Linked DNA regions of Homo sapiens: region 1 is linked to region 2. Evidence: chromatin loops called from intact Hi-C (ENCODE). Cell type or tissue: endothelial cell of umbilical vein. All regions are shown on one strand.

Region 1 (2,500 bases), 730 kb before region 2:
CAGCTAATTTTTTGTATCTTTAGTAGAGACAGGAGTTCACCATCTTGGCCAGGCTGGTCTCGAACTCCTGACCTCATGATCTGCCCACTCGGCCTCCCAAAGTGCTGGGATTACAGGTGTGAGCCACCATACCCGGCCTCTAATGTGGTTTATTTTTGTAGTAAAAATTATATTTACTTAAGGACTAGAAAACAGATGGAAATTATCAGAAGACTCTGCTTCATTTTTCCTCTCTGGATTTGAGTTTCTACTCCTAAGAAACGAAGCACTGAGCCTGGAATTAGATAACTTCGAAGTTATCCCAGTTTTGATATTGCAAATTTTCGTATATAATCCGGTGGCTCTGCTGCTGATTCAAAGCCAAAATTCAGTCTTCACATTGAAAACAGATCAGACCGGAACCTGTTCTGTGACCATTAGCTTAGGCTATTCCTACATATGTCAAAGTAGCCACATTAATTGGAAGAAAAAGGAAACAATGTTGTCTGAATCTGTGTAGATGCACCTTTAGGCTTGATGTTTCCAGTGGGAAGTAGAGGGTACCAGGCTTGGGAGTCCTGGGACCAGATGTTTACAGCAGTGATTTCTTGACCCATCCCACTATGAGGGGTTGTGTCCCTCATTCCCTCCTCTATCAGCCCGGATACTGATGGTGTGTGAGGCTCTCCCATGGCCATGCCTTGCTCCCTCTGCAGTGACAAGGCATGGTTGGAGACTGTGTTTCCTTTGCTGGCTGGAGAGCTCTTTGAAGGCAAGGACTGGGTTTTTATTCCAGTACCTGAACAGTGAATGAATGAATGAATGAATGAGTGAGTGTGAGCATAAAGAAAGCCTGTTACATGGGAGACTCAGTAGGATTTCACTGAACCTGTGAAGTAAGTAAGGCTAGCAATCAGAAGCATGTTGTGAGGTCACTGGTCTGTAGGTGTGTGTGTGTGTGTGTGTGTGTATGTGTGTGTTTGTGTGTGCAGGGAAGGGGCAAGGCTGGAAGAACGCCGCTGTGCTGGCACAGCCTTCGTCAGAGCCCTGAAAGGGGCTGAGTGGGCTCTGACTCAGCTCTATGACTCATTCACTGTATTGCTGTCTCCATCCTCTGGGCACATCCTCTGGACCATTTCTGCTCAGCCTCAAGTGGAGGAGGTGAGATTTGGGCCGGTACCTCCGGATGACTCACCTGGCTAAGCTGGAAGGAAGGGGCCGAAGCCCCACCATCCTGCACCCCCTTGTCACTACCCCTGTCTCCCTAGGGGTTCTCGTGCAGACACAGACTTCACAAGTAGGTTATGGCTGCTCCAGTAATGAATGACGCTCTCCATCCCAACCCAAAGCATTACCCCCCAATCACGCTTCCCGGCTCAAATGCCACAGTTTCCCCAGTCCCCTCACATGGTTGTCCCCTGTGCTTCTTGTGGGCCTCTGAGGTCAGCTGATAAGGAAGTTTACAAGGCTCTCCCAGACCATTGGTCATTTTATTCTTCTTCATCTCTTACAAACCTTTTTCAGTTTACAAAATAGTTTTACATCCCCTTTCTCATTTGATTCTCTCCCAGACCCTAGGAAGCCTGGTAGGAAGGCGAATATCCCCATTCTTCAGGGATGGACGTTGGAGCTCCACTAATCCTTTCACTAGTAAAGGAAAGGAAGTGAAGGGCATTGAGGGGACACGGAATGTTGGGAAGGGCAGGCTGGGCAGGGACAGTGGAACAGTGGGCTGGGGGCATTTAGTGGGACAGTGGGCTGGAGAATAGGGACAGCACTGGCCAGTTGGTGACATGACAAGAAATATGTCTGTATGAGAGCAGAAGACAGATAAGGTCTTTTGACTTTATCCCAAGACCAAGAGGAAGCCATGGAAGGGTCTTATGCAGTGGAACGCCATGGTCAGACTGGATTTTAGAAACCCACCCCTGGGTGTGATGTGGGCAGGGAACTGGGGCAGGGCAAGCTGGGGGCTGCCTCTGTTATTCAGAGAAGAGCTGGCAGAGTCCGCCTGTGGGCAGTGGTAGAGGGGGTGGGACAGGGACAGAAAGACTCCTGGGAGGGTGTCCAGTAGGCACATGAAAATAGGGGTCTGAGGCTGTTTCCCCTGAAGAAGTGGTGTATATTTATTCTACTGTAAAGGAGGACGGAGTGCTAAGTGGGTTGCCATCCACTTATAGATGTGACTGGAGCCAGGCAGTGGGTGAGATGACTCAGGGAAAAGGGAGGGTCACCAGGGATGCCAACCCTTAAGAGCCGAGCAAAGGCCAGTGCAGGCCCTGCCACAACACCCCGCGGGAAGGGCATTTGTAATGTGAAAGCACTTCGCCACCATGACCTCCTTTGATGCGGACAAGGCCCTGTGAAGGTGACAGGTGACTCACCTCACAGACACTCAAGGGTGAAATCTAAGGGGACTGCTGGCTTTTCCCTCTGCCGCGTTCCCTTTCCTCTTTCCACCCATGCTGGGCTGCTGGGGTCACCACCTGGCACCACCTGGAGCAGGAAGCGTCCTCTTGCG
Region 2 (2,500 bases):
ATTAAGTGGGAAGAGCCCAGACAACCCTGGCTTCTGCTTCTGGCTCTGCCACATGCTAGCCGAGGGGCCTGGCAAGCTCTGTCCTCTAGAGAACCTCAATCTCTCCATCGTCAGGGGACACTGGGCCACCTTCGAGGATCAATGGGGTTCTGGAGAAAAGGAGTGGCATGGGATGATGTGCGAAAAAACCTCCAGCCCAGGCAGGACACTGGTAAGGGCTGGAGCCAGGCACGGGTCTGTCAGGGTGGGACTTGGCCATCGCACGCTCAGGGGTTCCTCTCCCAAGAAGGGGGAATGTGGCCAGGAGCCCCAGGGTTGGTGCCTTCAGGATCCTCAGGGCCTGCAGGGCAGCAGCTCAGATTCTTTAGGAAGTGGCTGCCCCTCCCTCCTCAAAGCCATTTCTCTCCCTTCACCATCTCAGGAACTTCTTGCACTTCCCCAAACGTTCCCGAGCCCCCACCTCCATGCCTTCCTGCACGATGCTCTTCCCGCGGCCTGAAACTCCCTTCCCTTCCCATGTCTGGCTTCTGCCTACTCCTCCCACACGATTATCTCAGATATCTCTCCCCACCCCGCGTCTTCTCCCAGGGAGTCTTTCCTGACCACTCCCTCTGCATGGAGCCTGGCTGTCTGTGTCTGTCTGTCTGTCCATCCATCTGTCAGCCATGCCTCTGGCCTCCTGCCACACCTCCCTCTCCCGGTGCCCACCCACACCCTGCAGTGGAACTCTATTTCCCCTCTGGACCATGAGCTCCCGGGCCCTGGCCCTGATCTTCCCTCTCAGGGGCCTAGTCCAGGGTCTGAAACATAATAACAGCTCAATAAATGAGTGTCAAAACAATTACTGGCTTACTCAATGAATGACTTCTGAATACAGGGCCCACTTCTACAAATGAGTCACAAGTCTGAGCCACCGTGCCCTGCCCCCACCCACTGACCCCAGTGAAACCCTCCCTGTGATGACATCATCATTACCTTGAATTCTCAGAATCACCGGTGCCTTCTATCTTCTCCTTTTACTCTACCTGCTTCTAAATCCCCCTCCTCCTCCTTCTTTCCCCCTCCTCTGGGGGCAGCACATCTAAATAAGGTAGTGTTCCTTCCGGGCTGTGAATTATCAGGATTTTCATCTAGTGACTCGGGAAATTGTGAGACAGAATCAGGAAGTCGATCCCCAAGTGCTGGACAAGGAGATGCGATGCCAGTTGGCCCCTGGTGCTCTGGAGTTAACTGAGTAGGAGACTGGGAGGACCTAGGTAGGGAAGGAGGAGGCTTGAGCTGAGGAGAATGGGTATGGGGTGTGGGAAACTGGCGGGGTTGGGCTCCTTACAGACTGCACAGGCCAAGGCATCCCTGGTCTGGCATGAAGGGAGAGGCCACTGCCCTGTCCCATACACTTGGCTGCCTAAGGTCCTTTGTGGGGAGGCAACCATCCTCCCCACACCCAACTTAGATGATCAGGAAGGAGCCCACCCAGGGAACATCCCTGCCTCTCATCTCATCTTCTCTCCTGTGACTCCTCCTGTCTTTTTCCCTAAATGTCATGGAGGTGTTTCTGGCACAAGTAGTGAGGAGCTGGCCAACCAGAGCATGCCCCGGGGTCACTGCCATTTTCATGTCATACCCTTTTCATGAAGAAATAAATTAGGACCCTGCTTCTGGAAAACTGATGTTTGTGACATCATGTAGGGAACAGATGGGATATTTGAGATTCTTGAAAAAGGATCATATATATCTCAATAAAAGGCAACTTCTGAGGCCAGAGGAAAACATAATAAATAAAAGGACTGCTGCTTCCTGTATCAGGTGGGAAAAGCATGACATGAGTTAACCCAAAAAATGTTTTTTTGTAAACAAGTAAAAGTAAATAAACCCAAGAAGGGCAGGAAAGTCAAAGGTTGTTTCTTGACAGGTTTGTCAAGGGGTACAGGGGTCCCGTGGCAGCATGTCCATCCCCGCCTTCTCACACTGCCTTGCAATCGCCGCCTTGTCTCCGGAGCCCTAGAGGGCAGGGCCATTACGTTATCTCTCTCTCAATCCCCGGGGCCTAGCCTGGGACCTGACACATAGTAGGTGCTCAGTAGGCAGAGAGACCGTATAATTTATCATCCAAACTGGGACACTTCAAGGTCAAAGGAGGCTATTAATAATTACATCTGGACAACAGTTGTAATCTGGGACTGTCTGGACAAAAAGGTGTCTGTTGAATAAGTGAATGAATGAACAAATGAATGAATGAATGATTCTTAGGCTGAGGCTGCTGACACCGAGGCATTCATGGCTTCCTACATCCGTTGGTGCCACTGTCTAATAGAAAATTCACCCGTGTATACCATGTATACCAAGCTGGGATTGAAAGTCCATCTCCGTTCTTAGCTTGCAGACTGGGACTCCACTGCAGAGAGAAACTGGGCTGAGCCGGAAGGGCCCTGCAGGTGCTGCTCAGAGCATCTTCCTCCACTTTCCTGCTGGCTTGGGCACCAGGAACTCGGCTCTGCGC

What was found. A loop is a pair of places that touch in the nucleus more often than their neighbours do. Peaks named below come from ENCODE experiments on the same cell type or tissue, not always from the same donor. Only the 100,000 strongest peaks of a DNase experiment are listed, where the experiment ranks them.
Region 1: a loop joins it to region 2, with 8 times the contacts of the local background. A loop is called at or near these places in 6 of 110 quality-filtered maps.

Annotation. Positions count from the first base shown.
Region 1 is chr2:27,719,253-27,721,752 of GRCh38, forward strand. All of the region lies in intron 2 of LOC105374378 (a long non-coding RNA gene), which reads left to right. Among named protein-coding and RNA genes, the nearest start is that of LINC01460, 4.8 kb to the left of the region's middle. In endothelial cell of umbilical vein, no CTCF peak of the experiment used is centred here; a DNase peak (open chromatin) is centred at 1,029; H3K27ac peaks cover 486 bases.
Region 2 is chr2:28,449,065-28,451,564 of GRCh38, forward strand. LOC102723530 (a long non-coding RNA gene) reads right to left here and starts at 1,121. Exons shown (of 2, transcript NR_187669.1): 1 at 976-1,121. In endothelial cell of umbilical vein, no CTCF peak of the experiment used is centred here; a DNase peak (open chromatin) is centred at 1,007; H3K27ac peaks cover 1,230 bases.